2 separate regions of the Homo sapiens genome follow, and region 1 is linked to region 2. The links are chromatin contacts, found by Hi-C or POLR2A ChIA-PET in ENCODE. All regions are on one chromosome and are shown on one strand. The core of a region is the stretch at or near the end of the contact, and the rest is flanking DNA. Distances in the headings are between cores, read along the strand shown.

Region 1 (5,255 bases), core at 2,478-4,977, 41 kb before region 2:
ATTTTTGACAGCAGCGTCTGGTCCTTATATATTCATCTAACACTTTCAGTAGATCTTGACTTCGGTATGAAACTTGCTCACATTTTCAGATCTACAAAGGACAGATTTTAACCATTATTCTGAAAATGCTTTCCTTTCCATAAGAAAATGAAGAAAAAAGCCTGCTTTATATTAAAATGCTTATTTTAGCCATGAAGATAAGCCCTAGCCATTCTCAGATGCTGAAATACTTTGGTTTGGAAGATCTTTACTGCATGGTTCTTGGCCTGGAGCCTTATCACGCTAGAGAATCCAATCCACGTGAATGTTCTGTTTTTCAATCATTTGTTTGCAAAGTCTAATCTGGAAGGGGAATTAATATTATTAAGGACATTTTATGTGCAAGGGCTGTGCCAGGCATTTAACAAGTATTATCTTGTTTAACCCTCACAATGACCCAGTGGCGGGGGCGGGGGGCATTACTACCTATACCTACATGAGAAAGCAGGCTCTGGAGCATCAGAATCAAATCAGAGCCTGGGACTCAGGGCAGCCAGCTCCAAGGTCACACAGGATTTTTTTTTTTTTTTTCTGCGTAAGAAAAATATTGGGGAAAGGAGAAGAGAAATCCATTGTAAACTTAGGTAATCCAAAATTAAATTTCAGGGACCATTTATGAAACTATCTCTTTGAATCGTAATTCCAGTTACACATTAAATTTAACTGTAGGGAGACCTGAGTACAAACATTCATTGATTAGCCTTACAGTAAATTTGTGAGATCAAAACTTCCTAAATCCTATTGCAGATGGTACTAGCCACTGACTTTGACTTTCAGCTGTTAGACTGATCATTAGCAAACAACTTCTGGGCCAAGTGCCCACATCAGTTTTGAGGGAACTTTGGGATTTTTCTTTGCTTTGATTTGTAACAATCTATGTACGCCTTCTTTGGTAACCCTGATGAGAGCTCAAAGTAGGACTTTAAGCAGATATCCTAAGGCCAATATCCCAATTCTGCGTTTGTTTTTTTCCTTGAGGTTTAAACAGTATGTTGAATCAACATTCTATCAAGAGCTTTTTTAGTGCTTTTACCAAGAAGTTGTTAGTGAGAGCTGCATTCAGTTCAACTTTCTTTCTCGGTTCCTTTCCCTACCCTGGTTTAGTGTGTTGAAAAATCCTTTTGCATCAGCATTTATGCAGCATATAATTTTTTTACTCTCATCCAACAGGCACATTTGGATTTACTATTTCACTTGAACAGTTGGTGTTTACTGGCAGCAACAAGAACAAAATTTATAGCAGCAAATGGAAGCTGAACTCGCATGCTGGCTTTGCACTGAAGAACTTTGTGTTTGCCATTTCCTAATTGTGAAAACAATATGTCCAAGATTTTGCAGTCATCAGCATTCTGATGTAACGACTTCCATCTGGTCAAAGGAAGAAATTCAGAACCTCTATCTCCTTTTGAATTCTACTTCAGTGCAAAGGTAACTGGCTTAGGAGAATGTTGGAAGACAAGAAATTCAGACAATACATTCTGAAAAGCGACTATAACATCCACTTTTCCAGGGGATAATTTTCCTGAAGAGCAAACAGGGGTAGGGAATTTGTCACGATCTTCTTAATGGAAGCGGCTCTAATTGGAGCAAGATGACAGGATTACTTGGAGGTGAGAGAGGATAAAGAAAGCAGGATGATTTGTGGCGCGTTCCAATCGGAGGTAATAAGAAGTCAGAGATCCACAGAGACCATGCAATTGGAGACCAATACGAAGGCAATGGAGGCCAACAACGTGGTAATAAGAAGTGGTTTAACATCCCATCTCATCCCATCTGGCATTCAGAATTTGGCACTGGTTATTGAAATATGAAGCTCCTGATGGTCCTCACACTCCTACAGTGACCTTCTTCACTCATTAGCCAGGAGTTGAAGCTGAAAGAAATGTAGCATAATATCTCAAATGCTTGCTTTGCATTTTTTATATTCATTGATTCAACAATTATTTACTGAGCACTATATTGCATTTTAGGAATGGCATTAGGTACTGGAGATATGGGCTAACACACATTTCTTGGCTACCCATTATAGATAATTACATGAGAAACACAAAATATGCATAGAAGGACCCTAATTTCGAGTCAAACAACCCAGGAAGAAGACTTCTCTATAGCTATCTTTATACTTTATATTAATCTTTTTCTTTGTATTTTATGTTCATCTTCTTCTTCCTGAAATGAGAAGGGAAGGAAAATAGAATTCTAGAAATAACCTTACAGCTGCCCTTCACTCTATGGAAAAAGTGAGCTCTTGACAGGAAAGGGGTTCTATCCATGATCTTACAATTCCTAAACAGCAACAGCATCATGGACGTATTTGTTCCTGGCGTCATAAGCCTGCATACGGTAGGCATTCAGTTAATAGGTACTGATTGGTCTAACAGAGGAAGCTGGGCTTGATTATAAAATAAACTAGGCTATGAAATCATGCCTCCTAAAAGCTCATTAAAGGCAGCAACACGGGATGGGGACTGTAAGGAAGTTGTCTCCCACCTGCCTCCCTCCTCAGACACACATCATTCCGCAGATGTGAAAACGACCCAGACTCTGCCCGCATGTGGCCTCCCGGACCGGGCAGTAGGGCCTTGCCCCTACCCTCATGAAGACTGTCGGCTGTGTTACAGAACTGCTGCTCTGTCTCTGACTCCCCTCACTCCCATGCTCTGTTGGAAACTCAAGTTGTGAAACCACAAAACACAGAAAGGAAGTGGTCAACTATTGCACATACTCAAGCTATGTAGTCTCAGTTTATTCCATTCTTGCAGGATCATTGTAGGAAGGCATAAGAGTCCTGCTTACTGGTGAGCCACTGAACACAAACTCCCTTCTCACCTCTGCCTTGGATCCCGCCATGCCTGAGGTCTAGGGCTAGAAGCGTTGTTTCATCCACATTAATTCCGGTCTTGGGCAACGTGGCTATTTTCTGACCTGTCTGTCTTCCCACCCTAGTGGTGAATTCTCTTTCTGGGATCTCAACTCCTTCTCCTGTCACCCAGCTTTTTCCGAGCAACCCCAGTCCATCTGGCATATCATTAGAATGTTAAACCTAAAACGGTAAGCCATTCTGTGAATACCTTTAAGTAACAGGATATTAAAATGAGACTTTTCCTGTTTTCTCAGTGCTAGCTGACATCTTTGAGCTGAGAAAAAAAAATATTGTTAAAAATGCTCATCTATTCTCAGGAGATGTCATCTGCTAAGGAGTGACCAAAAAAATGGTCCAATAACCCTGAAACCATCGCTCAAATCTTAGCTACGCAAGGGGAGACTTGTAAATTAATGAGGACGGCAAGGATTTCATGAGACAGAGCTTTCAGGCTGCTAAAATGCTTCCTCCTCCCTTCTCATGTGTTTTCCCCTCATCTTACGCAAATAAGAGGGGGCCTTCAGAGAATTACTTGGAGAGCTGACCTAGGACCCCTAGGCTTTGGGGAACATAGAATGTATTAGTGTCTATTGCTGCTGAAACAAATTAGCACACATTTAACAGCTTAAAAATAGCAAAATTACTACCTCACAGTTCTGTAGGTTAGAAGTCCAGTGGGCGCGGCTGGTGTGTGGGCTTCAAGCCTCACAGGGCTGAAATCAAGGTGTTGGCCAGGCTGTACTCCCTCCTAGAGGCTCTAATGAAGCATCTGTTTCCAGGCCTCTGCGCCTTGTTGGCGGAATTCAGTTCAATTTGCCTGATGGACTGAGGTCCCTGCTTCCCTGCGGGCTGTCGGCGGGAACTGCCACTGGCTCCTTGCAGCCTCTCTCTGATTCTTGCACAAGGGCACCTACATCTCAGAGCCAGCGAGAGTGTGAGTGTGTGGAATCCTTCTCACGAGGCCTCATCTCTCTGACTTTCGTCGGGAAATGTTCTCTGCTTTTAAAGGATCATGTAATTATTTTGAGCCTACCCGATAATCCAGGATAATCCCCTCATCTAAAAATCTGTTACCTTAACCACATCTGCAAAGTCCCTGTTGCCGTGTAATGTAAGCTATTCACAGGTTCTGGGGATTAGGAAAAGGACATCTTTGGTGGGGGCCTTATTCAGCCTACCACATAGAGATTAGTACCTGAAAAGCCAGCAGGTGAGAAGCTAGACAGAGCAGCCGGTGGCAGCTAAAGGAGAAAGGGGGCGAGAGCTGGAGAAGTCGCACTTCCGCCGATGGCGCAGCAAAGGGGATGTTGCCCTGGAGGACTCAGGGAACGGAACTGGGCTATCAGCCGAGAATGGGGCTCCACTCAAAAGGAGGAACCAACAGGAGACACAAGGAACCCCAGCAGGAAGAAGTCGGAGATGGAGGAGGGGAAGTCATAGCTGGAGGAGACGTGTGTTAGGAAGCTACAATGGCAGCTCCCTAGTGGAGGTGTTTCGGAAAAACTCCGAAGATTCCACTTGAGAAAATCATCGGCCTTCAGACAACGTCTATGCCAGATAATGCTACCAAATCACAACCTTGCCTTTCCTCCCTACTGCTGTTCTGATGTGGGAGGACCCAAAGGCAGCAGAAGAGCCAAAGAAGAGTAGCAGAAAGGTAAGTTTGGCTGTCATGCCCTGGCACACCTTGCTGCTACCCTGCAGCTCCCTGCCACCTGGCCATGCACTGCTTCCCCTCCACACCCTGCTGAGGCAGGTCTGGGCTGGGGACACAGGAAGCTTTGATGTTAGACTGAACTGGACCTTCAAGATCTCAAAACACAAAGTATTTGTTAGTAACTGAAAGGTGGCATAAATGTTAGATCAACCTAGGATTTTATCACCAAATAAGGAAACAAGTTCACTGGGCAGTTCTAAGAAAGAATAGAATTGCTTCCTGCTTGGTCTTTTTTGTTTAATAGACCAGATTCACAAATGCCCCAACCCTTCTCTAGCAATGTGTAGGTTCTGATCACCAAGGGCTATCTCAAGAGAAGGGCCAAACATCTCCATTAACAGGAACTCAAGCCCTTGTTTCATTGAAATGTTTGGTTACAGCTTAATGACCACAGTTGCAAAGCCAGAATATTGAGTTTTTATATGCTATATTATTTACATGGAATAATGCCCTCTTGGTACCATATTGAACATAGTAAATTCTCTGTTAATTGACACTATACAGAAAGAGTACTTTGACTGATCGAGGAAGGCTAATGTTTTTTGATCTCTAATCCTTGGGCTACCTTTTCCGTGATGTCACGGAAAGAGCATTAGACTAGTTATTGTTCTAGAACTGGGACTCTCACTAACTATA
Region 2 (5,052 bases), core at 474-2,973:
TGTGAGTCCTTATGTGTTAGGTGAGTCTCCTGAAAGCAGCAGATAGTTGGTCAGTGAGTTCTTATCTATTCTGCAGTTCTGTATCTTTTAAGTGGAGCATTTAAGCCATTAACATCCAGTGTTAGTATTGAGATATGAAGTACCATTGCATTCATTGTGCTATTTGTTGGCTGTGTACCTTGGTTTTTTTGTTTTTGCTTTTTAAATTGTATTTTTGTATTATAGGTCCTGTGTGATTTATACCTTAAAGAGGTTCTGTTTTGATGTGTTTCCAGGATTTGCTTCAAGATTTAGAGCTCCTTTTAGCAGTTCTTGTTGTAGTGGTTTGGTAGTGGCGAATTCTCTCAGCATTTGTTTGTCTGAAAAAGACTGTATCTTTCCTTCATATGTGATTCTTATCTTCACTGGATACAAAATTCTTGGCTGAAAATTGTTTTGCTTGAGGAGGCTGAAGATAGGGCCCCAATCTCTTCTAGCTTGCAAGGTTTCTGTTGAGAAATCTGCTGTTAGTCTGATAGGTTTTCCTTTATAGGTTAACTGGTGCCTTTGTCTCATAGCTCTTAAGATTCCTTCCTTCGTCTTAACTTTAGATACCCTGATGACAATGTGTGTAGGTGATGATCTTTTTGTGATGAATTTCCCAGGTGTTCTTTGTGCTTCTTGTATTTGAATGTCTATGTCTCTAGCAAGGCTGGGAAAGTTTTACTCTATTATTCCCCCAAATATGTTTTCCAAACTCTTAGATTTCTCTTCTCCCTCAAGAACACCGATTATTCTTAGGTTTGGTTGTTTAACATAATCCCAGACTTCTTGGAGGCTTTGTTCATATTTTCTTATTCTTTTTTCTTTGTCTTTGTTATATTGGGTTAATTTGAAGACCTTGTCTTTAAGCTCTGAATTTCGTTCTTCTACTTGTTCAATTCTATTGCTGAGACTTTCCAGAACATTTTGTATTTCTATAAATGTGTCCAATGTTTCCTGAAGTTTTTATTGCTTTTTTTTATGCTATCTATTTCCTTTAATATTTCTCCCTTCACTTCTTGTATCACTTTTCAGATGTCCTTGCATTGGGCTTCGCCTTTCTCTGGTGCCTCCCCAATTAGCTTAATAACTAACCTCCTGAATTCTTTTCCAGGTAAATCAGGGATTTCTTCTTGGTTTGTATCCATTGCTGGTGAGCTAATGTGATTTTTTTTTGAGGGGGGGGGCACGGTATTAAAGAACTTTGTACTTTGTTTTGCCATATTACCAGTGTTGTTTTTCTGCTTCCTTTTCATTTAGGTAGGCTCCGTCAGAGGCAAGGTCTAGGGCTGAAGGCTGTTGTTCAGATTCTTTTGTCCCATGGGGTGTTCCCTTGATGCAGTACTCTCCCCCTTTTCCTATGGATGTGGCTTTTTGTGAGCCAAGCTGCAATGATTGTTATCTCTCTTCTGGGTCTAGCCACCCAGCAAGTCTCCCCACCTCCAGGCTGGTACTGGGGGTTGTCTGCACAGAGTCCTGTGATGTGAACTGTCTATGGGTCTCTCAGCCACGGATACCAGCACCTGTTCTGGTGGAGGTTGCAGGGGGGTGAAATGGACTCTGTGAGGGTTCTTAGCTTTTTGGTGGTTTAATGTTCTATTTTTGTGCTGGTTGGCCTCCTGCCAGGAGGTGGCACTTTCCAGAGAGCATCAGCTGTGGTAGTATGGAGAGAAACAGGTGGTGGGCGGGGCCCTAGAACTCCCAAGAGTATACGCCCTTTGTCTTCAGCTGCCAGAGTGAATAGGGAAGGCCCATCAGGTAGGGGCAGGACTAGGCATGTCTGAGCTCAGACTCTCCTTCGATGGGTCTTGCTGTGGCTGCTGTGGGAGATGAGGGTGAGGTTCCCAGGTCAATGGAGTTGTGTACCTAGAAAGATTATGGCTGCCTCTGCTGAGTCATGCAGGTTGTCAGGGAAGTGGGGGAAAGCCGACAGTCACAGGCCTCATTCAGCTCCCACACAATTCAGAGGGCCGGTCTCCCTCTCACTGTGACCCGCTAACAACCCTGAGGCTGTTTCCAGGCAGTGGGCCGAGCAGGGCTTGAGAACTTGCCCCAGGCTACCTGCCTCCCAGCTGTGAAAGAACACAGCTTTTGTTCTTCCCCTGCCTGTGGAGTCTACACACCAGATTTGCACCCTCCCCTGATTTCCGGCCAGGAAGCTTCTTTCTGGGTTCAAATTTTTTCAAATTTCAGCTGGAGACTTCCTTCTTCCTGTGGTGTTTTCCCCCATACCTCTGGCTGCCCTCCCGAAGGATCCCTGTCATGCCAGGCAGGAATAGCCTGCTTGGGGACCCAGCGAGCTCCTGGGGCCTTTCCCGCTGCTTCCTCTACCCCTGTATTTTGCTGGGCTCTCTAAATTGGCTGAGCTCCAGGTAAGGTTGGAAACTTCTCCCGCAAATTAAGCCTTCTTTTATTTACTCCAGTGAGGGTGTGTGTTCAGGAGCGGAGGGTTTCCCTTTCCCACTTCTGCAGTTTGGGCACTCACAGTATTTACAGTGTCTTCCAGGTCCTGCAGGAGCAGTCCGCTTCTTTCAGAGGGTCTGTGGATCCTCTCAGGATTTCTGGTTTATTCTTGTCATTCTGGAGCTAAAATTCATGATGCAAGCCTCTGCACACTGCTCTGTCCATCTGAGTCAGAGCTGCAATCTAGTCCTGCCTCCCATCTGCAATGATGATCTTTTGTTGTTGTTGTTTTTTTAAAGAAATTAGCAACACAAAAGTGAGGCAGACGAACTAGTTGGGCTTCTAACTCAGCACCCAGATATAAACAAATTTAGTCATAGGAACCTTGACTTCAATTAATCTTCTCTGGTCATAATTCTTCTTGACTTATTCTCTGCTAATCTGCCATGCTAGGTTTATTGATAGACATCCAAAATGATCAGAGATTCTGAGATGTTACTTTTTCATTTCTGCTGCATGGCATTCTAGAGTTTCCCCACCAGCCAAACCAATGCAAAACTTGACTTTGTAAACTCGAGCGCTCACACCTTCAGTCTAGGTTTGTTTCTCCTGGCACACTATTCGTCATGCTTGTTACTGCAATCGATTTCTATTTTCCTCTAAACCTCCATCTTTCAGGCTGAACTTGATCACAGGCTGAGTGGATGGGTAGGGGATAGAATATGGAAATGTTTCTCTTTCTAAATGTGATTATAAAATAGGAATTTGTTATATCTTTTTCAGGCATATCCACAGCTCTTCAAATAAGCAATGTGATGTTAGCAAAAGTGCAGGGGCTCCTTGAGAACTTTCCAGGGCTAACCAGCTGCTGAGGAGTGGCCTCCAGGAAAGAGAGAAGCACTCTGATTCAGGCAGTGATTTACACCTAAAATACCAACTCCATCATATCTTCAGAACAATTCTTCTAGACCTTGCATCTAAATATGGTAAGTGTGAAATATATTTTATACCTAACTTGGTCCCCAGTATTATTTTCATTACCAAGATTTTTTTTTTTTTTTTTTTTTTTTTGAGATGAGGTTTAGCTATGTTGCCCAGGTTGGTCTCAAATTGCTGGCCTTAAGCAATCCTCCCACCTCAGCCTCCCAAAGTGGTAGAATTACAGGTGTGAGTCACTACACCTGGCCCCAAGATGTATTTTTAACCATAATTGGAGCAAGCAACATGTTTAATGGGGAAAATAGATAATTTTTGAATTTTGTGATTTGGAAGCTTATTGTTAACAGTGCTAAAGAAACGTTAAAAACACTCCAAAATGTGTCTTTAAGACTGTGGTACACATTGATCAAAGTGAGAAGATAACCAGTTAATTAAGGTTTCTTTTGTCCTTATTTCACTCTTGTATTAGTTATCCACTGCTGCATAACAAATGGCCCCCAAAGTGAGCAGTGTAAAAAAAATTTATTATGTCAGTTTCACAGTATTCACAGTTTCCGTGAGTCAGGAATCCCAGTATTTCTCAGCTGGGTGCCTCTGGCTCAGTAGCTTTCATGAAGCTGCAGTTAAGCAGTCACTTAGGGCTGGGGCTGTGGGGCTGTGGTCTCCACTGAAGACTCCACCGGGGGAAGTCAGCTCTAAGCCCACTTACCTGCTGGTTGCCAGGCCTCATGGGCAGTTGGACAGAGGGCTCTATTTCCCACTGTTGGCTGAAGGCCTCCCTCAGTTCCTTGTCACATGAACCTCTCCACAGGGCTGACTATAAACACAACTGGCTTTCTCCAGAGTGAGGGATGAGAGAGAAGGAGAAAGAGGATACTCAAGAAAGAAGCCATAGTCTTTTTATGACTAAATCTCAGGAGTGGCACTCCTTTACTTAGCTATTGTTTTCTATTCACTGGAAGTGAGTCACTATGTCCAGCCCACATTCAAGGGGAGAAGATTGCAGAAGGAAGCAAGGATAATTGGAGCCCATCTTAGGCTTACCACAGCCCCCATTTCCAAATATTTTAATGTGTAATCCTCAATGGAGAATGTCTTGAACTAGTGTCACTGAGATTCTTCAATCATTAGCTACCACAAGAAAATCGGAATTCCTTTGAAAATTCATTTCAAACTAGTTCATCCAATTTGCAAACACATTCCCTTAGACAGGGGTTGATTTATTCCTCATCTTTGTAACCTCCTTTTCCACTCCCCCCATATACATATTTTCCATTTTAAGCCTAGTCTATCAGCTTCATTTAGAGATATCTGGAAGGAACAAAGAAACAAACACAAAAATATCTGACTGACATAACATACTAGCTGTATGGCTTCAGTAAAATCACTTAACTATTATGGGTCTTGGTTCCTTCATCTACTGGAAGAATGGCTTGATCCCAATGATCTCTTAGGCCTCCCACAGATTTAGAAGTTTATGAGATTTTGATTCCATGTGTGTAAACTAGGGATGGAACTAAATGTGTGGCAGAAATAAAGACTTCAGAGGTCTATAGTGAAAGTTAAATGAATAAGTTTTGGGAGTTTTATGAAGCACTTTGTACACTCTAAAGTCCTATGCACATGTAAGGGCTTATTCTTATTTAGCCCTTATCATGAATAGATCAGGGCAGAAGGGCACAGTAGTGA

What was found. Hi-C counts contacts between places; a loop is a spot of excess contacts on that map. ChIA-PET counts read pairs that join two places held with the same protein, here RNA polymerase II (POLR2A). Pooled maps may share reads with other maps.
Region 1: a loop to region 2 is called in a map of tibial artery, with 9 times the contacts of the local background. The contact joins two enhancer-like sites. A Hi-C loop is called at or near these places in 3 of 168 maps with a recorded cell type or tissue (B cell, breast epithelium and tibial artery) and 2 of 50 pooled maps. POLR2A ChIA-PET finds 5 or more read pairs at or near these places in 3 of 52 experiments (A673, OCI-LY7 and T-cell).

What each region holds. Positions count from the first base shown.
Region 1 is chr13:50,711,329-50,716,583 of GRCh38, forward strand. It overlaps a transcript of DLEU7 not described here. Among named protein-coding and RNA genes, the nearest start is that of DLEU7-AS1, 94 kb to the right of the region's middle. Within about 2 kb of position 3,728, at least 4 of the 41 ENCODE cell types and tissues checked have a DNase peak (open chromatin) inside an H3K27ac peak, as active enhancers do.
Region 2 is chr13:50,754,556-50,759,607 of GRCh38, forward strand. It overlaps a transcript of DLEU7 not described here. Among named protein-coding and RNA genes, the nearest start is that of DLEU7-AS1, 51 kb to the right of the region's middle. RefSeq lists enhancers at 1,678-1,727, 1,758-1,807, 1,838-1,947. Within about 2 kb of position 1,724, at least 2 of the 41 ENCODE cell types and tissues checked have a DNase peak (open chromatin) inside an H3K27ac peak, as active enhancers do.